Regions from separate parts of the Homo sapiens genome. Here region 2 is linked to region 1. The links are chromatin loops, found by intact Hi-C in ENCODE. Cell type or tissue: PC-9. All regions are shown on one strand. Links, peaks and the distances in the headings refer to the core of each region. The heading gives the core; the rest is flanking DNA. Region 1 has its middle 88 kb from the start of ATXN1. Region 2 holds the start of LOC124901268 (a long non-coding RNA gene).

Region 1 (16,932 bases), core at 3,870-11,869:
GAGGGGAGATCTCATATGAGTGAGAGAGCCTGTTTTTCAGTGATTAGCAGGCCAAAGAAGCTTCACTGGGCAATCAAGCTTGACAGCACCTCCAAAAGTTTTACCTTTATTTGGTCAGCATGGCAGATTTTGCCGGCAGCATCATCACAATCACCAAGGAGGCAGCTATCTCCCATCATTAGTACTGAGGGGCTACCTCTCTGAGGCTGGGTGTTGGGTGCTGGAGACCCAGACGTAAGCAATGTGGCCCCTACCCTTCTGGAGTGTATAACAAAGCTGGAAGGATAAGGTATCTATAAATGAAAAATAATTACAATTCGAAGTAGCATACGCCAAGTGCTGAATTTGCCATGCAGACAATGCTAGGAAGGCGCCGTCCGCACATTTCTGGAAATTCCTGATGAATTTGCATTTGCTCTCCACCCCACCATGGTGCTCTCATCACTTATCACAGAAATATTTTGCACCTTTAGGCAAAACACGTCTCTTCATTCCTTTAACTCTTTTGCCCATCTCCAGTCACAACAGACTTCCCTGTGTGTAATGCAGATGAATCATTGAGGCTGAATCATGTTAACAATAAGCGTTCAATGATTAATGCATATTGATTGGTTGGGCATGCAGGAACCAACCAGAAAAATCCCAAAGTCTAGACTAGATTGCCTCGTCCCTAATTACCTGCCAGAGAGTTACGTGTACTGGCATCTAAAGCTGCAGCAGATATTCTAGGGAATGCCCTTGCTCGCTGACTCCATTAGACGTCATAAATATCCTAAGGTGAGCGTCCATGACATCTTTACATCTAGGGCCAATCAAGGGCTCAGGTACAAGGGTGAGCATTCCCTCTCACCCTTTCACTCCAGCCTCCAGGTGCAGAATACAGGAATCGCCCTTGTGAGAGCAATTCTCTCACCTACTAAGTGGAAAACTTTCCTGGAAAAAGATAAAAAAAAAGATTTGATTTTCCCCTAGAGATAATGTAGTCATAAGGATTATGTTCTGAACAAGGAATTGAAATTCAGTGCTTTATTGAAATGACCACCATTATCATGTTTAATCAACTATTTAATTAAATCTGGGTGATAGTCCTATACGGTGAATAGTAAAATGCTTACTAAAGGGCATGCAAATTCGACAGATACAGTTGGAGCCCATCACGTTGAATTGACTACAAGGTTTTAACCTGGGTGGCTACTTTGTGCCATGAACCAGTTGGGAGGCTGGAGGAATGCATTCAGTTATGGCATGGAATTCAGAAGTATTTCTTTGGATTAATTTTTCCTGGATCTTTGAGAAAACCTAGGATTGCTTCATGACTTTTATTTCATGTTGGGGATACAAAAATGAAGAAGACACAGGCCCAGCCATCGAAGGAGCATACAAGCCAGCTACCCAAATACATACAGATACCCAAACACAGGGGTTAAGAGGACTTTGGGTGTGGGGCTCTGCAGACTGGGAGTTGAGCATAAAATGTGACAATCATCAATGTTACAAACCAGAATGCTGATATCAGGTAGTCATGTTTAAGAATTACATACTCCCAAATTTTTTATTACATATTAATTGTAGGAAATTTATAAAATAAAGGCACAAAAATGAAAGTAAAATCACTCCTACTGTCACCCAACGAGAATCACTGTTAAAATGCTGCTCTATAGCATTCTAGTCATTTTTCTTTGCATTCTTAGGTGGAATTCTTAGTAGAATCACATTGTCTGTTATTTTACAAACTGTTCTTTTCATTTAACAATATGCTGTGAGATATACCATGATTATTTTCCCACACAATTTGCTGTCCTGCTACACCATGATGGTTTTTAATGGTTTTATAATGTTATGTCCTTTGGCTACACCGCGCTTTATTTATCCAGTCTCCTAGAGTAGGACATTAAGACAGTTTTCAGTGCTTCACTAATATAAACAACGCTGTGATGAGAATCTTTGTATATAAATATTTGTGCATCTCGCTGATTATTTCCTTAGGATAAATTTCTAGAAATGAAATTGCTATATTATAGGCATGGAAATCCAAGCCTGGCAGCATGGCTAATATTGAGATTGCAAAACAGGCATGATGAGAAACTGACCCATATATTTCAGCAATGCTTGTGTTTTTGTTTTATGGTTCCTTTATATTGTGTAAACAATATAGTGTGATCTTAGACATAAAAATGTTGGTCATCCTGGGTCTGGCAGCAGAGTCTACCTACTGTTGGCTGCCATTTTGTCAACACTGGCACTTGTACTCTAAATGTGGCCAACACAACTAGATTTATCTGCCACTAAAATGCACAAACAGAGCCTTACTTACCCAGAATGTTCTGTCTTTTGAGTCCTTGTTGCATTTTTACTTCACAGGGTCAGAATTACAATTCTGGGCTGATACATGATTAAACTCAAGAGCAAACAATGAGTTTGATAATACATCCACAATGTAGGGAAAAAATGTTTATCTCCGCTACATGCAAGGTGTATTACTTTTAAAAAGTAGGTCACAACTTCAGCTAGAGCATTCCATGTTAGCAGTCATATTTAGGGTGAAAATGTCATTTGACTATCAGCTAAGGGCACTGCTATTTTCATAAATATACTGAGAGGTACGTATTTAAAAGGAAGTGGCCAAAGGCACCTTACTCAGTGTTTTAATGTTCTGCTTTCAGAATTGTTAGTGCATGAGATCCATAAGTTAGTGTATGAGATCCGTAAGTAATTATATGTTTCCATATATATGGAAATATATAAGTGATGGGACTCTCTTTTTTCCTCATTTGTTTGTTCATTCAATCATTCAGTCCTTTCTTTCTCTCTCTCTGTCTCATTTTTTTTGAGACAGAGTTTTGCTTTTTGTTGCCCAGGCTGGAGTGCAATGGCGTGATCTTGGCTCACCGCAACCTCCACCTCCCGGGTTCAAGTGATTCTCCTGCCTCAGCCTTCCGAGTAGCTGGGATTACAGGCATGCGCCACCACGCCTGGCTAATTTTGTATTTTTAATGGAGACGGGGTTTCTCCATGTTGGTCAGGCTGGTCTCGAACTCCTGACCTCAGGTGATCCGCCTGCCTCAGCCTCCCAAAGTGCTAGGATTACAGGCATGAGCCACCGTGCCCGGCCTCATTCAGTCCTTTCTACAGCTATGTATTGAAAGCCAGTTCTGTGCCTGAAACATGATTCAGCCAATGCCCTCCAAAGCTTATAGTCTAGTGCAGGAACAGAAAGTTAAAAAGCCTTTAGAGTACAGTGTCATGTAGTACTGGATCTCTGTTCCTCTTCTTCCTTTGAGTCTGCTACACCCTGTCCTTTCCCATCCCCTACATCCATATTTCCAGAAAGAGCCTGGGGGCTAGGGCCAAGATGACTCAGGGGTTCTGTGGGGCCCAACAGAGGCTGGGACCCAGGGAGCACCCGCTGGAGCAGGCTCACTGCTGCGGCTCTGCCTGGAACATTTGTGGAGCCTGGGGCCAGAGTACAAATTGAGGCCACTTACCATCTGTCGAAATATATAAAAATTGTAAATCAAGTTAATAAGCTGTGAACTGAAATATAGCTTCAGATGGACAAAATTGAAAAAACGTGTAAAGCTATGGTTTTTATATGATGGAAAGTTGGAAGACTATCAAGCAGTGGGATTTAATTATTGTCATATATGGGTGTTCTGTTGATGGCAGGTTTGCGTAAGTGAAAAAGGATACGTACTCTCCTGGGAAAAACAGTGATTGTCTCTGGGGATTGGGACCGATGCATGAAGAGGGGTCTTTTACTTCTTGATTTAGGTAACTTCTAAAAAACAATGAGATTATGGAAATTTTTTTTCCTCTGTTTTCTCTGTTTTTCAAATTTTCTAAAATAATCATGAATTGCTTAGGTATTTTGAAAGAAAAATAAAACTAAAAAGAAAGAAAAGTTAAGACTAGAAAATCATTCTAGGATTAGAAAGTGTCCCATTAAGTTGAATTTCCAGAAAAAGATTGTATTTAAATTTTTAGACCTATCTGATTATATCCCACAAAGTTAAGAAATTGATTAAAGTTAACCCCAGAAGCACTAAACAATTTTCTTCCAGAGGTCATGGAGGAACTGGAAAAATGCCCAACCATCAAAAAATGGGCAAATAGAGAAACTATATTTTAAAAAGAGAATGGGTACAACCAAGGAACTTATTGCCTGATATTTCCAGGCATAGTATTTTTACAAATAATCAAATATCTATTTTTCAATGAGCTTAGACATTTTAGAATTTGGATAATTTCTATAATAAGATATTTCATTTACTTAGCGATTTCAGCTTTTCAAAGTGTTTCCTGTCAGTTGTCTCATTTTATCCTTACAAGGACTCAGTGAGAGAAGGAAGATGTCATCCCCATTTTCCAGGTAAAGAAAGTGAGGCTTAAAGAATTGAGATTGGGCCCAGGTCCTACGATTGGCCCCCTGTTGAATAAGGACCAGAGCATCGGTCTCTTGGATCTCAGTCCAGTTCCTTCGCCACGGTGCTATTAATAAGTGTACACAATGAATTTTCTAGAATGTGCATGTATTTCTAAAAAGTTTTGTAAATGTCTCTACTTTTTTTTAAAAATTTGTTTTTTATGAAACTCACTTGAAAAAGGCAGCCAAAATTTCTCTATGAGCCACTAAAGAATATTCAGCACCCGTTTTAAGAGATGCCTGACTCCCCTATAAGTAATTCCACAAATGAAGATCTTTATAGAAAGTGCTAATTAGTGCTAAGTACCTTTAGAGATGCCTTCCAGGCTAATGTCCAAGGATGTACCAGGTGGGGGAGGAAGTTATAATAACCTTTCCCTCAGGGACTCAGCTGATTTTCTGTGGTGAGGAGAGACTATAAGATTATTTTACTTAGTGCTTATGATATGCATATGTTAATATTATTATAAGACCGGCAGTATCTCAGTTACTTAATCAGTTTTTTCCATTACTATTATCTTGTAATAGTCAGCATTTTACCCATTCTCTTAAAAAATACACTTTGGGAAGGTAATTTGATTTTTGTGAATTAATTTTTTAATTAATTAGAGTTTAAAATGTTTCTAATTTAACTTATAGTTTATTCATTATGGTTTTAGTGCAATACATACAGAGAAGCCAAACAATCTTCCATCCCCACATCACACATACCTAGGTCAACAGCCATAAATAACTGAGGCTGTCATCCAGGTGGGCGGATCACGAGGTCAGGAGATTGAGACCATTCTGGCTAACATGGCGAAACCCCGTCTCTACTAAAAATACAAAAAATTAGCTGGGCGTGGTGGCAGGTGCCTGTAGTTCCAGATACTAGGGAGGCTGAGGCAGGAGACTGGTGTGAACCTGGGAGGCAGAGCTTGCAGTGAGCCGAAATCACACCACTGCACTCCAACCTGGGCAACAGAGCCAGACTCCATCTCCAAAAAAAAAAAAAATCACTGGGGAAAAAATGCCAAGATAAAACTGAAAATCTCAGGTCGATTTATTTTATTTAATGCAAAATCTGAAAAAAAAAAAATCTAGAACTTCATGTAAAAGGCTATTGCTCAATTAAAACAGAGCAAAACAAGGGGTGTTTTCTGAAGGGTGCTCCCTGATGGAGGTATTTTGGGATGTGTATGGCTCCCTGTCTTGCCTAAGTCTGAAAGTGAACAGCATTTTCACTGTAATGATGTAATCATTGCCGTTGACAGATTGGAGATAAAAAAATTTAAAACATGGACATCGGACCATTTTTTCCCTAGGGCAGAAGTCTACAGTTCTGTAGATAAATACATTTTCTCCATATGCATGCATTTTATTCATGTCCTTAGCATGATTGTGTTGACACACTAATATTAGGTTGGTGCAAAAGTTATTGCAGTTGTTGCAATTAAGAGTAGTGGCAAAAACTACAATTATGTTTGCATCAAGCTAATATAATTAATCTGGCCTATTGGAGAAATAAGCAGATTGCTCACATTCTTAGAAAAAGAGCACCTGCTTTCATTCACTGATTTTGTGACAGCTTTGACGACAATAGCAAAATAATTATAGTAAGAAGCCACTAGCAGGCCTTAGCATTTGCATCGTAGGGTCATAATTGGACTAAAACTGTTAAGAAGCATGAGAAGGTCAGCTTTCCACTGCCTTTAGCATTTGTGTAACACTGGGGAAGTATTAATGCATCTGTTATTTTAGCTGGGCACCAGCCATTCAGAAAGCTAAAAGCAGCCATATCTAAGCCTTTTTAAGTTTTCTTAGCCATTGACTCATGCCTTATCCCCTCAGTTGATGGCAACCTGACTTTAGCCAAGCAAACAATATGCTAACAGCACAAACAAAATTGGTCCCTCTCCTTTTTAGAGCTGAGGAATATACTTAACAAAACCTGTGTATTTCCATGCACATAAGTCCCTAAGCACTACATTTCAGTGGTTTACACATCTAATAACGTCAGGAGCTACTCTTCTACCCAGGCTGTAAACCTAACCAGAGCTATTTTGGCATAACAGATACAGTTTGCAGGGAGATTTAAATATGATTGTGGCTCATAACTGTCAACAAATAACACAAAGCCTTATACCCTTCATCAGAAAATCTGAATTTCAGGTGTAAAAGTTTATCGAGGAGCTGCTCCATCTGCCAGGATTGCCTTGCAAAATATGGACAGACATCTAGTTTCTTTGTCCCTGTGTTTTGGAATTTCCAGGAAGCTGGCTTTCCACATTTAATTGGGAAATGAGAAGGGCGTTGGCGGCAGCATTGCCTGATGGGAAGCATCATGGTAGCTTGGTGGGAGGGGCTTTGTTCTCCTTCCAAACCATCCCAAATGAATGAATAAGCAGCGTGCTTGCTATGCCAGTGCAGCATGGAAGTCTCCTACCCACCTTCAGCAGGTTGCCTTTCATTAGCTCCCCGCTACAAAGACATTTTGTGGTGAAAGTAAAGGCTGACTTGGTGAAGTTATTGGCAAATGTCCTGAACCTCGACCTCCACCTAGAATTTCCCACTCACATACAGTAATAGAACAAGCCGGAATGAGTACTGAGCTATGTATTTGCATGAGGCTAAGTCTAATTTTAAATTGTGAATCCATTTGAGCTGTGCAGCTCACTTGAGGAAGGATGGAGGATTGAGCAATGCATATGTAGAGACTCACTAAAATTTGTTATGTAAATGAATCACCCATACGTACAAGCACTGTGCAACTGTGGTGAACTCGGCACTCACCATCCCTATCCTCAAGGGTCTCTTGGGCTAGCGAGGGACAAGAACAATGGCAATTCCAAAGCATTCTTTGACAGAAAAACAACAACAACAATAACAACAAAACTAACACACGATGCTATAGTATCAGGCCAGAGGGACAGCCAACTCAGGTGTGCAGAAACTGGGAAGATTTCAAGGGAGAAGTTGCATGGAAGTCAGATCCTGAAGGATGTGTAGACATTAGTTATGGGTAGAGAGGAGGGAGGAATACTCTAGGCAGATGAAAGCCCATGCTTAGCGATCTGTTTTGAGGTAAGAAAGGTGAGCAAGACATGGTCACAAAGGGCCTTGCAAAGTCGTGTTTTGAAATTTGGGCTTTATCCTATGAGCAGTGCTTAACCCATTGAAGGGTTTAAGCAGATCAGTGATATGATCAGAATCAGATCTGGGTTTTTTAAAAAAATCATTCTTTGTTTGAAGCTTATTTCATCAGGATCCTCTCTACCTAACATTTTGCAAATGATGATGACTATACCTGAGTGCATTATTGTCTTTTTTACAATATGGGAGTATAACATTAGCATTATTATATAAATGCATGCCACCTTATTTTAAATGACCATGATGCCGATAAAATAATAAAAATAACCACAATAAAATTTGTTGAGTGTTTACTGAATGCCAGGAACTGTGCTAAGCTTCTTATAAATTTTCAAATCTAACCCCTTTGAAATAAATCATGTTACTGCCCACTTTGTAGATAAGGGAATAGTAGATAAGAAGCTGTAAGTAACTTGCTTAGGTCATATGGGAAACATGGATCAAAATTGCAGCGCTGGTGGTCAGACAGCAGAGACTACGCTGCTCCCCACTCTCTAGACTACAGTTCCGCTCCCTCCTCTCCACCCCCTCCAAAAGAAAAAGGTGAATGATCACATCAAAAATAGTCCATGAAATTAGCTGGGAAGTAATTTTCACCAGAATGATTGATCCAAATATGCTGGGTGGACATCATGACCCCGTTGGTATGTGTGTAGAAACTGGGTACCAGCTTAGTCCCTTGCTGAAAGGCTGTTTGTCATACTCTGGTGCAATGGTTTAAGGAACTTCAAATTTAACTAATTAGCAAGAAATAACGATAATAAAAACACTCAGACTTAGGGACATTGGAATCTCTTCATCTTAATGAAAAGAATCTTGTGGAAAAGGAACAAAAACTATTAAGAAGAGTGACAAGATTAGCCTGTATTGAGGATGAAAAAGTGTGAATCACAGGTTAAAATAACAAGTTTCCTAATACCATTGGATTGTGGATAGGATCTGGGCAATTTGGCCTGTGGTGATCTCACCTATGTAACGATATTACAAGCATAAAGAAGATGTCATCCTCACTAAGCAACTCAAGTTGCTTCTCCAGGATGTACTTCCTTCCTTAATTATGTTTTACTAGTGCACGCCCCTATTTGGGCAATCACATGTCACCTCTTAATCTCATCGGTGATGCTTGCGTTAGAGGAAGATAACAATTGCACTCTCATTAATTGCCTGCTTATCTGGGCTGACATTTCCAAACCCACACAGGGAGCCCATAACTTTCTGTTCAAGAATATTTTAGTCCAACTAAATGAGCATTTCACTGTTGACATACTAAATAAAAGGGTTGACTCACTCGTTACCCTGGAACCAAGGCTGTATTCTTAGAGGGTGTCACCTTACAGAGCCCTGGTGTCCTTAAAAAGAATCTGCCTGTTCCTGAACTCTCATGAAATTCTATATTCCAGCCTTCCGAATCCCAGAAGCCGGCTAACTGGTAAAAATTGAGAATGAGATGCTGGCGTGTGGAGAATACTAGGCATGATAGGCTAAAGAAAGGAAAGCCCTTCTTCGGCAATCGCTGGATTTAACGTCTTATTCAGGGACCAGACTTGAGCTGGAAGGAGGGGAAGATAAAGTTTGGTTTTCCTGTGACTGACTGGCTGTGCCCACAGAAACAGAGGCCTCCTCCCGCAGCCCCAGCAGTTGCGGTCAGGGAACCTCGTGCTGTGTTAGTGGCTGTGCTACTCTTTGTACAACAGCCCTGTCTCTCCAGCTCTGGCTGGAGCACAGGCCGCAAATAAATTGCTAACATTTAAGTGCATCTGTTGCAAAGAGAGAAGCACAGAGGACACTGGGGAAATTTCGAACCAAATTTCAGGACTGAGCTCATAAAAGCATGCACCATCTGTGGAATTTTGTTCATATGCATCACTATAATGGGAGGGGGGCAATAGAGAAGGGAAAAAAGAGACAGATAAAGGATTGAGTGGTAACTGGATTTCAAACTGAAGTGTCTCTTCTCAGGTCGGTTCTCAGGTGGCATTTGGGCCAGGCAGGATCCTATCTTTCCTTACACTGAAGGGTCTGGCCGTGGGGATCTAATTGCATGAATCAGCAACCACAAATTCCTTCTGCCCCTGTGTCTAAACACAATTTCCCCCTGCCCTCCACCCTCCATCTGCCCCCCACCCTCCATAATTTACTGATCCTGTACAAAGATTTAAGTAAGACTTTCCATCTTTCTTCCTGCTGCTTTGCTACTGCCCCAGGCTGAGCTGAGTCTAACTCTTTTCCTCCCATCATCCGTGTGGCAAAAAAAAAAAAAAAAAAAAACTAAACGCAAAAACAAAACAAAAACAAAACCCTGATCATTTTCTGATAAGCACTTTACATTTCTATAGCGCAGGAAAAGGGAAGTTCCTTCAGAATCCCTTTATAGATGATCGCTCTCATTGTCTAACAAGCTTTTCATTGTTTGTAATTTTCATTTCCCTCCACAGTTCAGGGCACTTTGGAAAAAAACTCTATTCAGCACTTTTCCACTCATAATTCACGAGAAAAGAGTCATGCAGTATAATAAGGATAATTAGCTCTGACTGAAAATAATAAGCTTGGCACCAGAGAGCCCCCCCATGCACACAGTATCCATTTATCGTTTTGTGTACCCTCTGTCAAGGCTAATCACTACTCCTGTAATTACTAACCTGTTGAAAGGACAAAGGAAAATGCAATGCTGTACTTAAATAAATAACACTGCTTCTTCCCATATCATCTCAATAAAACTCTTTTAGAACAGACTCTTTCCTTACAATTTTAGAGTTTAAAACTGCTGTTGTTTGTCCTCAAAAATATGATTTGCTATTGTAAGAATGATTTTCACTGTGTATGCATGGAAGAGGGGTTGCATTGCTTTAATTTAGATTCTTGTAAGATAAAGATAGCTGGGAGTGATGATCTCATGTTTAATAAGGCTCAACATTTATGTCGCGTGCTTCCTTTTCATTAATTTGTTAACCTTGGCGCAGTGTGGGAACAAGCACCATGTGAATGACCATATGCTTCCCCTGTTATTGTATCTTAATCCAGACCAGCAGACACTTGTAGTTTCCCTCCTAGGAGAGATGCTGCTGGTCATGCCAAACCTAAGTGGAGAAAGATGTAGACTAATAAAGTCCTCTCTCTTTTCTAGGAGTGATGCACCCTGGGAAGGATTAAAACACAGGTTCCGATTGTCATCCTTTTCATTCCTCATTTATCTGCCTGTCCCGCCTGATCCTACTAATGATTTTTTCTCTTCTGTACACGCTCTGAACCTTGTCTGCTAGGAAACAATTCATGTTCTTTTGGACTATGCATAAAGAGGGTTGTGGATGTTGGTGTTTCAAGATAGTGAAGTCTGTTGTCTCAGCCCACCCTCTCTCTAAACAGAATTCTCAGTCCTCAGAAATAACCTTCTTTCAGGTTTACACAGAAAGAAGTATCCACATCAGACACACAAAGTTAGCTTGCATTCATTTCTGGGATCCAAATGGTTCATCTCTTATCAAAAGACGAAAATGAGAAATGTTGTTAAAGAGATTGCTGAGTCATTGTTATGAATCTGTAAAGAGTTACAGAGAACAAGGAAGGTTCAAAAACTGGGGTGTCATTCTGATTTCCAGAAAGGAAGTGAAAGTGAATTCTGGCCAAGATGCTAGAATGGATTATTTAAGAGAAGCAGCAATGATCACTAGGAGCTAGCACTGGTTCACTAAGAACAAATCATGTCAAACACAACTCATTTCTTTCATCGACAATATAACCAGGCTTATAGATAAGGAAATAAGCTAGATTTTTGACCTTTGTTTTCCGTCTATATTTGAAGCTTCATTAAGAATCTCACAAAATCATAATATTCTTGTGGAGGAACTGGCAGATTATTAGTGGAATATTAGTAATAACCATTATTATTAGTTATTACCCTCAAGCCAGAAAAACTGGAGGTGTTCAGGGAGAAGAAAACAGGGCAATAAGGAATTAGATACTATATCCATGAGAAACAACAGGGAAAAAGAGACTTTTTAGGGGGGACAGAAAAGAAAAAGTGTCCTGGGTGATTGGACTTCCGTATGGAACTGTGAGTAGCACTTGGACCACAATGGCAAAAAGTGACAGGGACCTGGATTCCAGCTCAACCATCAGAGCTATCCAAAGATGGAATGAGTTGCCTCTGAAGGTTCAGTGAGTGCTCCATTACTGTAAAATCACAAAGGGCTACTTTACAACAGAGTAGAATTTCATAGTTTACAAAATCTTCACGTAACTCCTTGTCTTAAATCTTTTCCAGGCAAGCTGAAACCTGAGGCTCTATCTGAAGCTCAATGAGTTTTAGGAGAACTGGTCTAGTCTAGGGCTCCTGGATACGGATCAAAAAAGGAACTGAACATTGCATTTTGGATGAAGGCCGTCTTGGGAAGTTCCAAAGTAATCTGAAAAAGATCTTATTGGAAACGGAGATAGAGGAACAGCAAGGACCTCGCCAGAAACAATGTTAGTCGCTAATGCTGAGTGATGCTACTGCTCATGGGATGGAGGAGTGGCCACTGTCTACTGCAACCTTTGGAGAGAGGGAGGCAGCCTTCTGAAAGTCTACACTAGACTTCCCTTGTCAACAGCAGGCAGAGAGCTCTTTAAGACACTGAGCCAGTTCCAAAATTATCACATTTTATCCTCATAACTACCCCTCTGGGTGAATAGGAAAAGCACTTGTGTCTCCATTTTTCAGAAGAAGAACCTGGAACCCAGAGAGTTGGTGTAAAATTTTCCAAGCCACACAGCAAACATAAGGCAGAGCCATACGTACAACAGCGTAGGTCTTCTGCCTCACTGCAGGCTTCATCGCACCAAGGTCAATATGAGAACATAGGGAGCAGATAGATACGTTAACACAGACAAATGGATCTTGCCACCCTGGCATGCTCTGTATTCTTTTCCTCCTGCCCTGATTTCTATAATTTGTTTGACTGCAGAAAACTGCAACATCTTCTGGGTCTCCCCATTGATCTACTTGTACCTATCTGATATATTTTTGAGGTAGAGTTCATAATGCTACCAATTCTTTTTATTTGAATCTGTCTCAAAATCATAGTGTATAGACGTTCATTTGCTCCTGCTTATAATTACAGACTAAAAGATATTATTCAAGCCTCTAAGGAGTTGGACGTTTGCAGCCACTCAGACAATTTATAACTGTCAGTCTAAAGTAAGATGGTGAGTTCTTCATTAGTCTGGAGTCAGATCCCAAAGTGGAGGGTGGGCCCAAGTGGTTAGGACTATTTTAGCTTACCAAGATACCTGGGCATTATTGTAATTATTTTGGGAGGAAAACATCCCTTTACTATATTTATGTCTTTAAAAGAAAACAGTTTTGGCTGGGCATGGTGGCTCATGCCTGTAATCCCAGCACTTTGAAAGACCGAGGCAGGAGGATCACCTGAAGTCGGGAGTTTGAGACCAGCCTGACCAACATGGGGAAACCTCGTCTCTACTAAAAATACAAAATTAGCCGGGTGTGGGGGCAGATGCCTGTAATCCCAGCTATTTGGGAGGTTGAGGCAGGAGAATCACTTGAACCCGGGAGGCGGAGGTTGCAGTGAGCCAAGATCACGCCATTGCACTCCAGCCTAGGCAACAAGAGTGAAGTTCCATCTCAAAAAAAAAAAAAAAAAAAGAATTTGCTGAATCATTTATTGGGTTTAACCAAATATTATTATTTAAAAAAACACTACTTATATTTTTTTAAATGATTTTTTGAGCTGGTCAATGCATAGCCACATACAATAGATTAATATAAAGGCATGAATATGTAAAGAGGACAAACTAATCACTCCCAGGCATAAGTCATTTCAAAGAATCATAGTTGCTAGTTGTGATAATGAGAAGAGTGTCTTTGACTTGAAAACGCTTATAAGTAGGATGCCGTGCTCTTTATGAGTTTTGAGTTTCCCAAAGACCTTTGAGGCTCATGTTGAGTTAGGAGAATGAGGAAGGAATTTTTCTGGACAGAGCTTCCTTCTCACTTTAGTTGAGTATTATTATGAGCTGTCGGAGGGGTAAATAACCTTATAAGGATAAATCTAAATCTGAATTCCTGGGACTTTTGCTGCAATTATTTTATGGTGGCATTAGGAATGCTCAGGAGGCTCTTGTCTAATCTGCCACCTATGAAATAACATTGGTAATCATGTAGTAAAGAAGGGAATTCTGAAAACCTCGTGGAACAAAGAAAATGGTAGTGTTTAGTCTAAACCAGAGCAGCAAGTTGAACTTCCTTTGTTTGTCTTCTTCATTCTGTCTCACAATCTCTTCTTTCCCTCCCATCAATCCTCACTCGACAGTTAGGTTCCAGGTCATTTTCCAATTCACTCAAATAGATGCCTCTGATGACCCCGTATCACACTGTCTAGCTGCTCAAATCTCTGAGAATATCTTCTTGTTACTATAAACTACAGATTGTGGGAGATATAAAAATTAGTTAGGCACAGTTCTCATCTATTTAGGAAGACTATCCCTGTGTAAAAATAGAGCCAATGAGACAATCAGACAGTGCAATGCCAGACAATGGTAAATGCCTGGCACTTAGTACACACAATAGGAGCTACATAACTTCAGAAAGCAAGTCCCTTTGGATTCAGGCAATCAGGGAAGGTTTCTCAAATGTGAGAAGTGAGATGAACAATCCCTGGTGCCCATAGTTCTTATGAAACTATACCTGAGTGGCTTCCATATAAGTCTTATTCAAATGTGGCTGTTTAGTTGCAAAATGACTCAACCCAACTGCCACATGCATAGTTTATTTGTGGCTACTCAACATTCTTTGTTATTTCTCTGTGCCCAAGCACACTTAAATGGACTTGTTTTTATAGTGTTGTGCTATAATTGTAGTTGGATTCAAGATTGGACGCCAGATATAGGTGAGGCAAGGCAAGGTTAACGTGGAAGCAGTTTATCTGAAAACAGTTGAGCTGTCAGGAGCACTGCAAAGTCAGAAATCAAGACAAGGGCAAGAGGATAAAACTCAGCAAATAAACTGGAACTGGCTCAAAGTATCAGCACTCACATAGACATGGGCATATGGATATTTCAAAACTGAAGGTACCTTCCACAGATTGTCTTATGGACTTTATGCTAGAATAGAATCAAGGGAAGAACTGGATGGGTAAGGCTCTGTAATAGGGAGTAAGTTAACCACCTAGAAGAGGAAGTAATTAGGTTGTGGTATAGTAAAATATATGGGGCAAAACACAGACTAATCTTTACACTCAAAATTCTTTTTGGGGTATCAAATAGTTTACTTAGCTCAATTACTAAGTAAACATAGTTTACTTAGCTCAATTTCAGATAATAGAGCATGAAAATATATAATTGATTATGTTGAAACATTGGTTGTGGGGGAAAGTGGTCATACTGGTCCTGAAATATGCTAATTGGAGCTCTCTTAGAGTGCTGAAGTTTGATCTAATCCACACCTAGGAACATCAAAACACTCCTTGAACTTCCAGGTTAATTTTTCACGTGCCTCTAATGGTAGCACTCATCTTTTCAATGTAGACAAACCTTATGATTTTCAATGAAAGTGCTCATGTAAGACCTTTAAAAACCAAGACCTGTGTGTTCTTCATGAAAATGTAAGAGTCCCTGACATTTAGGGTAACAGAAGGAGTTGCTCTGATATTCATTGCTAAATTTACAAGATTTGGCTGAAACTCCAAACGTCTGTCCTATCACGGTGGAGTATTAGTCAGTCTTTAAAACCTTTAGCTTACTGTACTCTGGTGTGTGAGTGTGTTAAATGCCATGAACTATGTGACTGGTGGGCAGATAAATTGCCCAGATTCAAGCAATTTTTCAAGGCAACTATTGACTACATGGAGTCATTTAGCTTAATCTAGGCATTCAAATCATTTGGGAGAAGAGGAGAATAACAGACGTGAACCATAGTGTCCAGGAGAGTTAGAACAGTCTTTTAAAGATTGTCAAGTGTAGCAGTCTAAAGTAATTTGGTGAGTAAGTATGTTTTTCCACTAATTCTGAGAGATGGCAACGTATTACCAGGAGAAAGTTTCCCAGATAAAATAATTTGTGGACACTGTGTTAAGCAAAGCCAAACAAGTTCCCTTGTGGTTCTTAGAAATTTTAATATGCTAGTATGCATTAGGAATAAAGAGGGCCATCAACTTATTTCGCTAAGACTTTTAAAAACTTTCATGGATATAGTATTCTGAGAAATGCCAAAATATTTTCTCTTCAGAATGAAAGCAAGACCCAGAGTGGTTAAGGGCTTTGCCTAAAGTTACAAGCTACCTATGCACAAGGAGCTCTAAAATGATTTACTTGAGTGAGGGATCACCATGGTGGTACAACACTGTGTGAAAAATAGACAAAGGAAAGAATGGCGACCATTTCTGAAACAATTAATGCTACAGATTTGAGGTTTTGAGTTGCATTGGACAAGGAGGCAAGGGAATGGCAGGAAGTAGCTTTACATCAACCAGACTAGATCATACATATGTGTGACCTATTGGCCCTACAGAGCACTTGGGTAAGGCCACAGCCCCTAGCCACCAGAGAAACTCACCATCAGCCATCTTCATCTGACTATCATTTGCACAGACTGGATGGATTTCCAGAGGAATGTGTGGAGACCAATTAAAAGATGGCATTAATTTTTATAATGAGCATTTGCATTAGCTTATAAATCTGAGAAATACATAACATGCTGCATATTAGTAATACCTTTTTGTTGCTTTTAAATTTGCACTAGAATATTTTCCAACCATGTCTAGAAAAACACTATTAGAAAGGGGCTTCACTTTCCATTAATGATTTTAAGAGGAAAATTTTATAGTAGGATTCATGACCCACGGATCCCTAGGTGTTACATAAATAATACAGGAAACTGCAAAATGATCTTATGTAAAGTCACTCCACAAAATGCATGTTTAATTAGCACCTACTAATAAAACAGATGCATATGAAATTATTTAGAGTGACATGTACTATTCTGAACAATACAGTCTCAGCTCAGGTTGCCAAGGGCATGCAACATAACCTGTTTTTAATTGAGCAATTTATCACCAAACAAAATAAGAGACAGCTTGTGTTTTATAGTTTCTGTAGTACATCATTATCCAACAATAAATGCAAAAATAAATTACAAAAAAACAAACTTTAAACAAGAAAAAATTTAAAGGCACAGATTTTTTTTTTGTGGGGGCATTTAATAATCTAAGAGTTTTATGTGAAAACCAAAAAGTGGATCGACACCATGCTGGTTATTTTAAAAGCAAAATTGTAGTGTTTTCCTTTAACTTGACCACATTATTTTCAATATGTTGTAAGAACTACCTTTGAAGAATAGCCCAGAGCAGTTTTAAAGGCATGACTCTCAAATTTAGAATCTA
Region 2 (13,693 bases), core at 686-8,685, 80 kb before region 1:
ACAAGTGCAGAAGTTAATTCCTCTATTTATTTCTTTTTTGCTCCTTTTTAGTAAGTACAGCCCTTATTAATTTGTGCTTTTCAATGAAAAATTATTATGTTATATGCTTTGGATAAATACTACTGCACTGTAAGTGCACACATCTGCATCATTATTGCCAAAAAAGAATGCTCTGCTGAGGAATGTACTGGGGTCTTGAACATGAACATTTTCTTCATGGCAGCAGAGGGAGCACAAGAGTGCTTAATAAAACCAGTGCACAGGTCTCTCCAAATCATGACAGATTTTACATTGTAGTATATGTTTTCATTGGAAGTAGCCTGTTATGTAGTTCAAAATGAAGCAAATCAACTGAGCAAACACAGATAGGCTTACCAGGTCATAACAACTATGTAACTGAACAGATTGAAAGTTGAATAAAATAAAGATAAACTTCTTTAGAGTTTTAGGCTTGAATTCTTAAAAGAAAGTGGACCTCAAAAGTGAAAAAGATGCCTTAGCTTTGCTCAAAAACAAAGATAACACAACACAGAATCAGGCAACCCTAAGATGCCTTAGCTTTACTCAAAAACAAAGATAACACAGAATCAGGCAACCCTAATAGTAGCTCCTGTTTATCTAAAAACAGAGTCAGTTCACTGGACCCTACATCAGGTAACTTAATTTCATTTGGTGTCATACATGTTGGTTAAGGTCCATGCGCCTTTTGCTGTGTTTACACTCAGAATAATTTTAGGGGTTTCTCCTTAATGCTTGCAGTGGTGAGGATTTAGGTTTCAGTTATACCTACGTAGTATTTCATACTTTTCACTACTCTTCCATATTGCATCCTCAAAAACTCCCTTGAAGCAGATAACATACTTGGTAAAAGCCAAGTATCCAAAAAGTTATGGAACCACATCGTGCTTTCATAACATTGAGTCATTTAATTGTTTCAGTAGTGCTTTGAGGTATTCATAAATGAGGGAAATTATACAGACTAAAGATCCAGAGCATTTTTTACAGTTTTAAAGGTTTTTCAAAGTTATTCTTAGATAATATGTTTATATATTTATTATTTATTTACAAGCAGTCACTTACTCTGCATCTACAATAACTAAGACTTGAGAATATAAAATTGAGTAAGACATCTTAGTGTGCAAGGAGATCAGAGCAGAACAGATCTTACCTTTGGAAAACTGTTAATTTTTACCACGTTGAAACACAAAGATTCATAGTTGATGCGATCCAGCACCTGCCAGAATCATAGCAATCAGACTTCCAAATATGAGAATCAAACATTAGAATCATTAAAAATTTGAGAGGCGGGGGGGACAGTTGTACAACTCTTGAGCAAAAGTTGACTTATAAGCTAATATTAATATTTCAAATTTGTACGACAAACAAATGTGAAGATATAATGTGTATTTTATTTGAATGTCTTCCCTATCACAAAATCACATGAGTAAGTTGAGTTGGTAAACATTTATTTATTTTTATCTTTTCTAAAATGCTGAAAAGAATTTTTCTCCCACACTAAAGAGGGTTTGCCAAGTTTCTGCCTGGAGCAATTTGTTATGGCTGTGTAATAAATCCCAGAAAGTTTGAATTTTTAATGGAAACACTGACAGAATAAAGAGGGTGTAATCCTACATATGTCATTTAAAAATCTGAGCAAACCATAGTGTGCTTGCAAAACAAATATACTTTCCTTAGATTGCACTCACAAATAAGGCTGGGGAGACCACAAAAGTAAAACAAACTCAAAAGTGAAAAACACTCACACAATAGACTCTGAGGTCAGCTCACCACACCCAGACTAAAGTCACTGGGCTCTGTGCGTGTCACCAAGACTCTTAAAAGACATACTTCTGAATCATCTTTCTTGACCCTCCACCAAACTGTAGCAAGACAGGCTTCCTGGGAATGAAAATGACATTAGCATTAGTCAAGAGTGAAATTAAAGTCATTGTACTCAAACATCTGCCAACAGTCTGTGATTTCATAGTACCCACCTCTGAAATAAGACTCTGTCTACAATTAAAAACAAAGAAAAAAAGGTACTTTAGGTCTTCACTATCCACTATGTCTACTGAGCACTTGAAATGTGTGATTAGTCCAAATTAACATGTGCTGTAAGTGTGAAATATTCCTCAGATTTTAAAAACTTGGTATAAAAAATACATATTTTACATATAATATATATTATTCATTATTCCTATATTATTAATTTTATGTATTATATATACACACATGTAATATCTCCATTTTTACATTGATTAAATGTTGAAAATATTGGGTTATTTTTTAATAGTGTACATTGGGTTAAATAAAATATATTATTAAACTTCATTTTACCTGTTTCTTTTTACTTTTTTTTTTGAGACAGGGTCTAGGTCTGTCACCCAGGCTGCAGTGCAGTGCAGTAGTGCAGTCTCTGCTCACTGCAACCTCCACCTCCTGGGCTCAAGTGATCCTCCTACCTCAGCCCCTGAGTAGCTGGGACCACAGGCATGCGCCACTACACCCAGCTAATTTTTGTGTCTTTTGCAGAGACGGAGTTTCACCATGTTACCCAGGCTGCTATTGAACTCCTGGGCCTTGGCCTCCCTAAGTGCTGGGATTATAGATGTGAACCACCACGCCCAGCCTCTTTTTACTTTTCTTAATGTGGCTACTATAAAGTTTCATATCACATGTGTGGAAGGGTTATATATTTCATTTCTAATGAACAACACTGATACAGATATTGGGGCTGAGGAGGCACAGGAATTGGTTCTAAGAACCCAGTTTAAGATCTTAGACTCCCAGCATGGCTCCCTGCAGTGGTGTGGTAAATAACTTATTTTTCTGCCTTCCCCATGTTCCCCCCTTACACTGTGTAACACAGAACTTATCCTACTCTGTTATAATGATCACTGAGAGTAGACTGTCGGTGAATGCGTGATCTCACTGGTAGATCTGTTACAGGCCTGCAAAACAAAAATTTGTTAGGCTTATCTGTGACTCAGTCTTCTCAAGCTCTGGTACCTTGTCACCCTGGGAGGCTGATGGAAAACCTATGCTCTGTTTTCGAAAGCACAAGCACAAGCATCCTAGAGTTACAGCTGGTTTTGCTGCTTGTGGCTAAATGGTTTGGGGCCGATACTTTCTAGTGACAGATGGCTTTGGACATTGATAATGAAAATTATATAATTTGTTGCTTAACTAAAAAACATCAAGGCCATCAAAAGGAAATCTGTTTAAAAAAAAACTTTCTAATATATTTAGTACCATAGGATACTCTGAAAAGAAATGATTATTTTTAACCATCATTGTTTATTTTGCAAGCAAGACCTAGATAAATTTTCATCAATGCAGCTCTGACCAAGATTGAATATAAGGCAAGTATCATAATTTATGGTCTTAGTCATCTAAAGAACATAGCTCTTCTTACATGGAAAGAAAACAGACAACATTTTGAGGCTTAGAATGAATGAGTTGAACTTTGTTTGGTATTGGCCAGGAGCATTTGGAAATTTATTAAAAGCATTTCATTAACAACTTGGCATTTTGTTTCCTCAAAAGAAATACATTTTCCAAATTTAAATCAAAGCCAGAACCACCATTTTTTGAACTGAAGGTAGTGGCAGCTGATGGTTTGTGCCTGTTAAGCTGAGGGTGCCTTCGGAATAAGATCATGGGCAACAACAGGCTGCAAAAATAAACATCAAATTTTTATGGAAGGAGTGAAGCAGTGTTCTTTGTTGTTCTAACTTGATGACATTAAAATATGTGGCTATAAGCTCTCTTAGTTACTTTATTTTTCTTGAGTCAATATTGGCCAGGAGAAGCTGATCTGAATGAGGGTCAGAGGTTAAGAAAATTATTTTATGAGGAATTTACCAAGTTTACCCCCGAAGAGGGAGAGTTAGAGAAAAATGCATTGGCAAACTTTGCTTTTTGACATAAATAACTAGAATTCACCAAGGGAACGGCCTGTGTCAGGGTTTCAGTGAGGGTTGTCAGGCAGTTTGATATTTGCAGAACCCCTCTCTGTCAGGCCTCTCCAAAGTTTAACTGCTAGGAGATCTGGGAAGCTCTCAAGACTGGCGACTGAAGATACTGATTTGCTTTGTGTCTGAGACACAGGCATAAAACGATGGCTACTGCCACAGATGCTTTCTGACAGAGCAGAATAATAGCACTCAGACTTAAACTGTACATTACAAACAATCCCTTTTTAAGTACAAAATGAATGCACAGAATGGAAGACCCTGTCAGCTAGAATACAAGTAAATCAAGTAGAAGAAGACAAATTATTCACTCATACCACTACAGCCAAATTTTTATTCTGCTAACTGCACTGTCATGAGAGAGCTTTTCTTCTTTGTCAGATGTTAATATTTATGCCTAGTGTTCCATTATCGGAACGCTAAGCATGTGGGAGTTATTTATATCCTACTGCTCGAGGTCATCGCCAAGGTCTGATTGCAAAAATTCAAAAAATTGCAACCATAAATGGGTTAAGAAAATCGATACATCATAGTTATTACAAATATATGAGGCACTGGATGCATTTCCTCTGAGAGCCAATCAAATTACAGGATATGTTTCCTAACTCCCCACACCTATTCCAGTTTAAAAGTTGTAGCTTGAGTACCAGGAGTAAGAACACGTGAACCCTTCACTCCCAGGGCTAGCTTTTCCTGCTGTCAATTTCATAATTATATTGCTCCGCCCCTTGGCTTAGCACTTCCTTTCCCCTCACTACCTTCTCACCCCAACCCCCAGCAATGAATCATCAGGCCTTTAAAGAGACTTAGACGACCCAGTGTGAACTTCGCTGGCATCCTGTACATTCTTATGCCAAAAAAGGGGAGTTGCTCTAAGACAGAAACTAGCCAGACCCTGATGCAGATCTTGGAGGCAACAAGCTTGGGTGCTTATCTGGGAAGATCAGCGAGGAGTTAATTTTCCTAGATCGCAATGGTGATTCAGAATTGCATATCTTAGTTCATGATTGGGTTTTTAAGAACCCAGTTCGACCCTTTGTACAGAAAGGAATATATCAAAGGGAAAAATGTTGGCAGATCTCCTTATGCAATCAGGGCAAAGGAATTTATACCACATTCAACTCTTTGATTTCTCCAGATCTGGCTGAGGGTGGGGTTTCCATATTTGTGCTTTGGCAAATGTGTCCAATAATTAACTCCTCCTGATATATGCCCCTAGTGTTCTTCCAGGTTATCATGTGCTTATTTGTGCATTTATTAAAACCAGAAACATTTTTGCCCCTTCATTGTTTAAATACTGTGTCTGAGTAATACAGGTTAAATAGACAACAAGAGCCTTGCCTTTTAAAGACTTTACTCCCCACCTAAAGAGGTGAAGGAGATATCATTTAAATAACATTATGCGTGTGCATATACCTTCTATATGGAAAGCCCTTTCTTCTCCTCCCTCCTTTTTTTTTTTTTTTTTTTGCATGGAGATTTTATCCTCATGCTTTTGAGATCCGGCTCAAGCATCAACACTTCTGTGAAGTCTTTCTTGATTATCACAGGAGTCTGCGGCTCTGCCCAATGTGTGAGTCAGAGAAGTGCTATTTTCTTATTCTTTTTATTTATACAATATTTTTTTAAACCTCTAACCGAAAAAAACAGGGCCATAAGCACAGATGGAGAGAGTATCCTAAGTGGGAGCTCTCTTACTTGAATACTTCCTGCTACTCCCAAACCCATTTGACCTCCCTTACAGTTTCAGCGTGCAACTGCGCTTCCTTTGTTTATGCTCCAATTATGTGACTCCCCTCCACTGATCAGTTTTTCATGTAACTTTCCACTGCCCTCTGTTATGAGTTGAATTGTGACCCCAAAAGATACATCGAAGTCCTAACCCCAGTAACTATGAGTGTAGCCTTATTTGGGAGTAGCATTTTTGCAGATGTAATTAGTTAGGATGAGGTTTTACTGTTTTAGGGTGGACCCTAAATCCAATGCAACTGTTGTCCTCATAAGAAGAGAAGACACAGAAACAGAGGAGACACAGGGTAGATGACCATGTGAAGACAAGGCAGAGACTGGAGATATGCTGCCACAAGCCAGGGAATGCCAGGGATTGCTAGCAACCACCAGAAGCTAGAAGAGGCAAGGAAGCCTCCTCTCCTAGAGCATTTAGAGAAAGGATGGCCCTGTTGACACCTTGATTTCAGACTTCTAACTTCCAGAACTGGGAGGGAATAGATACCTGTTGTTTTAAGCCACCCAGTTTGTGGTACTTTGTTATAGCCATCCTAGGAGACGAATGCACCCTCCTTATGAGATCCATGATTCCAGGTCTGTTGGATTCTCCTTTCTTCTCTTTATTTACGTATATGGCCCTACCTCTTCCTGCTGCAGATACTCCTAGGTAATCTGTTCTGGATGTACTTTTGGTCTTGCACCTATGACAATACCAATAAACAAAGAAAAGGTCTAATGGAATAGAAAACTTACAGAGTTCTAGAACCGCCTCCTCGTCATCCCAGAAAAACATCTGGCTTCTGGCTCCAGGCCTCAGAGAGCACAAGTACATTACACTCCTGCACGGGGCGTCAGCTGGTGTCGGCGTCCTCCTCGGCCCTCCTCAGCTCCCTCTGCTGGGCGCCCGATGCACCAGCAGCTTCCCTCTTCAGAAGTAGTCTTCCAGCATGTGGGTGGGGTTGGGGTGAAGAAGAGACCGCAAAAACTAAATTAATTTGATATTGAGGAAATACAATGCTAATTGTTTGGCTTTCTTTTACTGTCTATTTGAGTGTTATCAAAGTGCTTATGAAGACCTTGGTCTTTCTGATTCTCCTTTTTCAAAAAACCAAAAAAAACCGAGAAGCTCATTTGTTTCAGGAAGTTTCCCTGAGCGAGTGGAAGGGGAGGCCTCACACTGAAGCCAGAATACAAAGGAAGTCCTCTTGAGATGGATAAAGCAGTTCTTACATGCAAATCTCAGAAAATGGCAACTCCATCTTTCCACCTGTTCAAGCCCAGAACCGCTGGCAGTGTCTTGACTCTCTCGTCAGACCCCACATCCAATTTGCCAAAAATCCAGTTAAATCTACCTTCAAAACATATCCAGAATCTGACCATTTTTCAGCCCTGGGACTGCTACCACTGGAGTTAAACCACCACCGTCCTTCGTCAGGGTTACTGCGACAGCCTCCTAAATTGGCCCTTACTTCTCCAGTTACCGGCCCACACCAGTCTACTGCCTGCATTAGGTTGATGCCACAGCTCTGCTCAGAGACCAAGGGCTCCCCCAAGGTCAAGTAAAAGCCCTTCATGGCCTACAAGGCTGGCCTCGATCAGGTCCTCAACTTTTCTGATCTCATCTATCCCTGTCCTTGCTCCCACACTGCCAGCCTCACTGTCCTCTTTGCTGGTCCTCAAATAAGCCAGCTGCTCTCTTGCCTCAGGGCCTTTGTATTAGCTGTTCCCTCGGCTTGGAATGCTTTTCCCTCTTGTGTTCGCATGGCCCACTCCTTCATCTTCTTCAGGTTATTTTTTCTAAGAATCAACCTCCTAGTGAGGCCTGCTGTGAACACCCTACTAAAAATTCTACTCCCTCACTTTCCCGATCCACCTTGCCCTGCTCATTTATCCCATAAATGTGTTGCTTTATAACATTCTATGTCATCTACTTTGTTTGTTTGTTTATTGTCAGGAGGGCAGAGATTTTTTTTTTTTTTTGTCTGGCTCATTCATCTAGAATAGTTCTTGGCACATGATAGACACCCACTAAATAGGCATTGACTATTAAATGAATTAATCAGTAATGTTTTCCAGAACCTACTATGTGCAAAGTTCTGTCAGCCCCCAACACAATGATTATCTCATTAGGAGCTAATCCAAAACTAATCCATCTGGTCCACACTATGGTATAATATATGTTCTCTTTACTTGACCTTTGCCTTAGTGTCTGACATGACTATTAAAGCTGAGTTGGAATGAACTGAGTCTCACACTCAGGCTTTGCAGATGTCATTTCATTTCATCCCCATGATGATACTGTGAGATAGAGATCATGATTCTCACTTATTAGGTGATTAAACTGAGGCTTGGAGTTTAAAGGACCTGCCCAAAGTTCAGGGTCACCCAGCACTGGTTTCAAAGTGAAGTTATCCACCTATGCAGCTTGAGAATTGTTAACAAGTCATTACCTGAATGAAATAGGACAGTTACAGTCATAACACTGCATTGCAATGTTTTGGCTAAGGGACCATTTTTAATCCAATCTCTAGTTTTTGGATTATACATGAATTGTGAATAACACCTGTATCCCAGAAATTAAAGCTAGTGATGCTCATTGAGAACTGAGTATTTCTCCATAAGCGAATTGGCTTCAGATCAACCTAAGTGGTTTCCCAACTAACAGAACTCTATTCCAGCTTATAATTTTTACTCATGCTGCTACATGGGCTGGAAATGATTCTCACTTGAGGTTCATGCTTGAATCCCTAGAACCCTTTCCTATTAAAGTCCTGTCTAAAGTATCCCATTACAGTAAGGACGAAGGAGATCGTAAAGGGCCAACATGAATTCTCAAGGCTAATTTAATGACTTAATTTCCTTCAGTTACTCTGGGCTGAACTTCTCCTGTTCTACCCGCAAGCTTCCCAGAGTCCTCTGTGACCAGAATCGAAGCATAGTGTCTGAAAGTAGCCTGGCCACACAAGATGTGCAAAACACTGTAACCTCTTCACAGCCTCACTCCACTTTGTATTTGAGGGAAATGATTCTAGAAGCTGAAATAGACCAGAGTTCAACAGTCTGGGAAATTTGAAGAAGAAAAAAGGAAGAGAAAAAAAAAAAAAAAAAAAACCAAGCCCTGCATTTGCAGAGATGTGAAGAGAACCCAGCTCTCTGAAGTTGGAAGGAAGTGAGAAGACCCTATTTGTGGCTGCAGGAGAGGAAAAGAAAAGAGACCCGCAAGGAAACTACCAACAGATGGTAAATACATTTTTAATTCTTCTGTCATACTGTGTGGACTTGTGCACATTTGTCCTGCTGTGTTAGGCTCCCGAAATAGCTAGCCATGGAATTGCAGAACAGTTCTGCTGCAATTTGAGATTTAGGAAACCATGCTAGCTGACAAAACAGGAAGGGCTCATAGTAGGATGGAGTGGATTTGCTCCCAGTTTGCAGCTCCTCAATGTGGCATCTGCTGTCATTCTTAGTGCAGGAAAATTCTCTCACATGTCAGGTCTCATTGGTGATGTTTTGCAACATACTATCTCAAATTGCCCCCCGAGCCCTAGTTATAATTATTAAATGTTGACACTATGCATATAACTCCCAAAGATTAAAGAGAGTGAGGTCCATTGATTTATGAATCCTGAGTCCTCCAGGGAACATCACAAACACACATGGCAGCCCAGATCTCTTCACCTAGTCTTCCTCATACTTTTGGTATGAGGTTGCTCTACAAGAACCTAAAGAGGTAGGACACAAAAGCACATTCAGTTGACTCCACATCTGAGAAGTGACCAGTGATTGGTACCAGGAATGAGTTAGGTTCCCAACCCCAACACCATCTCTCAGTGCATCTGCAAAAAAAAACCACAAGTGTCAATTAATCTAACTGGATGCAGGATAATGAGGAGAGGGTGGCCTATTAATTATAGTGTGAAAATATAGCTATATAATGCCATTTTATTAGAACTGGAAAGATCCTTACAGAATCTAGTTCAATTATTTTTTTTTCATTTTATAGACAGGAATCTGGGCCAAAGAGTTGCAGGAAATTGGCAAAGATCATACAACTAGTCTGTGGCAAATTCAGTACTGGAACCTAAGACATCTCCCTCCCAGTCCTGTGTTTGTTCTCCTCTAGTCCTCATAGAAGGTGGACACTGCTGTGATGAGCAAAATCCAATTCTAGAAGATTTTGATCATGGCAGCCCGCACACTTGGGTTCTTATAAAGTGAGATGATGGCATTTCTGTCTGGTCTGTAGATGTTTGGGAAACTGGTTGATATTCTTTACAAGTAAGATTTCAAGCTAAAATAGATTTGTTAATTTCTGTCCTAACCCCCTGTGGATTGTTTCTAGATTATATAGCTACCACACTATTTGGCACAGCTGGGATCCTCTTTTCATGAAATAGCAGGGAAGATTGGTAGATAAGGATTAAAAAGCACTGGCAGAGGAGACAGGGAGACTTACACAATTACTTCCTACCCAGTGCCTTCCTGGTCTAGGAACTTCTTCCAGCCTCTTTTGGAGAGAGAGGTAAGTGGGAGGAAAGGGGATTTTTATCTTTTTAGTAAAAGAAAGGATAACAAAAACACTTTAGCACTGCTCAATTTGATGAAATCTTGATTTCACATAGTTTAAGTTTCTACCAGACTAAATATATTCTTGTTCAAAATAACATATATATTCATAGATAACTTTTCCAGTGGATACATATGTAGTTCATTAATAAAAACTCTTCTCAATCAGCTATTTTAAAAAGTGTTCTTTCCTGTTTTCTAGAAAGTTAATCGGTAAGCTCCTCAATAGCTGGTTTGGCAGTAAGGTCTTAAATTTTGCAATTTTAGTCAGCATTTTGCTTTGTTGTTTTGCACATAATTTCAGCAACATTTTATGCTATTTTTTTTGTTGTTGTTCTTTTTGAGACAGTGTCTCACTCTGTCCCCCAGGCTGGAGTGCAGGGGCATGAGCATGGCTCACTACAGCCTCAACCTCCTGGACTCAAGCAAACTTCCTGCCTCAGCCTCTCAAGTAGCTGGGACTACAGGCGTGCACCATCACACCCCGCTAATTTTTTTTCTTTTTTGCAGAGATGGGGGTCTCACTATTGTTGCCCAGGTAGGTCTCAAACTCCTGGGCTCAAGCAGTCCCCCTGCCTTGGCTTCCCTAAGTGTTGGGATTACAGGCCTGAACCATTACACCTCGCCTTATCCTATTTTTGTGGCGGTAAAAAATTATACTTGTTAGATATACACATGGAATTCTTTGTTTTGAGAATTAATTTGATCATTTTGAATATTCTTAGGAATTCACTGTCTACTTGATCATGGTGGATAAGCTTTTTGATGTGCTGCTGGATTTGGTTTGCCAGTATTTTATTGAGGATTTTTGCATCAAAATGTGGCACATATACACCATGGGATACTATGCAGCCATAAAAACTGATGAGTTCATGTCCTTCGTAGGGACATGGATGAAGCTGGAAACCATCATTCTCAGCAAACTATCGCAAGAACAAAAAACCAAACACCCCATGTTCTCACTCATAGGTGGGAATTGAACAATGAGAACACATGGACACAGGAAGGGGAACATCACACACCGGGGCCTGTTGTGGGGTAGGGGGAGCGGGGAGGGATAGCATTAGGAGATATACCTAATGTTAAATGATGAGGTAATGGGTGCAGCACACCAACATGGCACATGTATACATATGTAACAAACCTGCACATGTACCCTAAAACTTAAAGTATAATACAAAAAATTTTTAAAAAGAAATTCACTGTCTATCTCCATGATCTAGTAATGGAATGGGGGTGGAGGAGGGTAAGAATTATCTTAAGTGAATTATTTTCAGTAGAGCAGTAATGAAGGCACACTTTAGGTTATTTCATTCCTATGATCCAAATTTGATTATCTAGCTAAGATCACTGGGGGCATTTGAAGCTTTAATAATTACAGCTCAAGGCCTCAGGAAAAAAAAATTACGTTTACTACACATTCACACAGCTTTTCAGAGAGTTGCCAAATGAGGGCTGATTTAAAAAATAGATTGATATCAAGATTCCATTTTGAGAGTTCAAACTCTGTTGACATAAAAACAAACGCTAGATTTAAACAATTGTTTTGTGTAGAACAGTTAAACATTGTTTATTTGAAAGAGTAAAAAACATAAGCTATTGATTTTACCTTTCCTTTTGGAAGACAGCTTTAGGATTTTTCCCCTAGAAAGTTTTGAGGCCAGGATTTTTACTACAAGTGCCGTGTTCCCTGACGTGCCAGCACAGCTTTGAAGCTGTCTCAGCTTCTAGGTCAAAGGCTCCCTCCCTGTGGCCAGATGCCAGTCTTATCCTTAGACTCCCATGAGCTTCAGAAATAAATCAACTTTTCAGTAAAATCCACTGACAGCTCTGCTTTACATAAAAGCATGCGGCCTGAGGATGTAATGCAGTTTTGCATTTTAGGTGGATAAGAAAAGAAAGAAAGCATCCCATATCACTGAGAGACCATTTCAAATGGAGTTGCCATTATGAAAGCCAAGGGGTGGCTTGGAGGTATTGCACCCACTCTTCCTGCAGCCTGTCCAACCCCAGCACATAGTACTCACACAGCAGAAAACCACTGTAGTACAAATGGCTCTACAGTGTTCTCATCCTTGTATAGCACTGGTTAGTAACATCCATGAATTGAAGAAGTGTTGAGCAGGTCAGCACCCTGAGGCCAAAATTTCCTCCTTGTGGTGAGAAAAGAAACAAATGAAAAAATTCCTCTCCGTACAACAATGCAAAGTAATCTCACAATGTTGGAAAATACAAAAGAGGCAAGACATAAAAGAAGGCTTGCTATACTGTTCCATTTGTACAAAATTTAAAAATATGAAAAACTAATCAATCATGTTACACTAATTATACTTGTTTACCTTTGATGAAGAGAGAGGATTAGGATTAGAATGGGACATGATGATGGCTTCTAGGGTGCTAGAAAGTTCTATCTTAACCTGGGTGGTGGTCACAGAGGTGTGTTCACTTTGTGACAATGCATTTAGAATAATGCTATTCTAAAACATTAGAATAGGGCTGGGCGCGGTGGCTCATGCCTATAATCCCAGTACTTTGGGAGGCTGAGACGGACAGATCACTCGAGATCAGGAGTTTGAGACCAGCCTGGCCAACATGGTGAAACCCTGTCTCTATTAAAAATACAAAAATTAGCGGGGCATGGTGGCGGGTGCCTGTCATCCAGCTTCTTGGGAGGCTGAGGCAGGAGAATCGCTTGAACCTGGGAAGTGGAGGTTGCGGTGAGCAGAGATTGCACCACTGTACTCCAGCCTGGGTGACAGAGCAAGACTTTCTCAAAAAAATATACAGCACTTTTGCATAACTAAACTAATAGATATTGAGAAAAACCGAAAATTAAGACAAGTTCAGGAAAAAAAAATGACACCAAACCCCATGGTAGGGCAGTGGAAACTCTCATGCCTGGATCCAGGGAATGCTCATTGCAATTATTCTTCTTGGTTAACTGTTTGGCATTATCTACTGAAGTTGAAGACACGCATATTCAGTGATCTGGATTTCCACCCCTGGGTAATATCCAAGAGAAATATGTACACATGAGAACCAGAAGAACAGCAACTCTATTCATAACAACCCTAAACTGAAAACAAGTCAAAATATCAACAGTAGAGAAGATAAATAAAATGTCATATATCCAAACTTGGAATACTATACAGCACTGAAAACAAATGAACCACAGTACTCTCACAACATGGATGCAACTTAAAAATTAAATGGGCCAGACATGGTGGCTCATGCCTGTAATCCCTGCACTTTAGGAAACTGAGGCAGGAGGATCTCCTGAGGTCAGGAGTTCGAGGCCAGCCTGGCCAACATGTTGAAACCCCATCTCTGCCAAAAATACAAAAATTAGCCGAGCGTGGTGGTGGGTGCCCGTAATCCCAGCTACTCTGGAGGCTGAGGCAGGAGAATCACTTGAACCTGGGAGG

What was found. Hi-C counts contacts between places; a loop is a spot of excess contacts. Peaks named below come from ENCODE experiments on the same cell type or tissue, not always from the same donor. Only the 100,000 strongest peaks of a DNase experiment are listed, where the experiment ranks them.
Region 2: it touches region 1 in a loop (9-fold over the local background); 4 of 110 quality-filtered maps call a loop at or near these places.

What each region holds. Positions count from the first base shown.
Region 1 is chr6:16,840,898-16,857,829 of GRCh38, forward strand. No RefSeq gene overlaps it. Among named protein-coding and RNA genes, the nearest start is that of ATXN1, 88 kb to the left of the region's middle. In PC-9, for the core only: no CTCF peak of the experiment used is centred there; DNase peaks (open chromatin) are centred at 8,634, 8,694, 9,194 and 9,594; H3K4me3 peaks cover 2,535 bases; H3K27ac peaks cover 4,802 bases.
Region 2 is chr6:16,764,553-16,778,245 of GRCh38, forward strand. ATXN1-AS1 (ATXN1 antisense RNA 1) reads left to right here. Exons shown (of 3, transcript NR_136240.1): 3 at 1-2,331. LOC124901268 (a long non-coding RNA gene) reads left to right here and starts at 2,592. Exons shown (of 2, transcript XR_007059480.1): 1 at 2,592-8,942; 2 at 10,045-10,436. RefSeq lists an enhancer at 4,566-4,860. In PC-9, for the core only: CTCF peaks have their summits at 5,276, 6,613 (motif pointing left) and 6,814; DNase peaks (open chromatin) are centred at 1,839, 4,819 and 5,559; H3K4me3 peaks cover 1,020 bases; H3K27ac peaks cover 6,264 bases.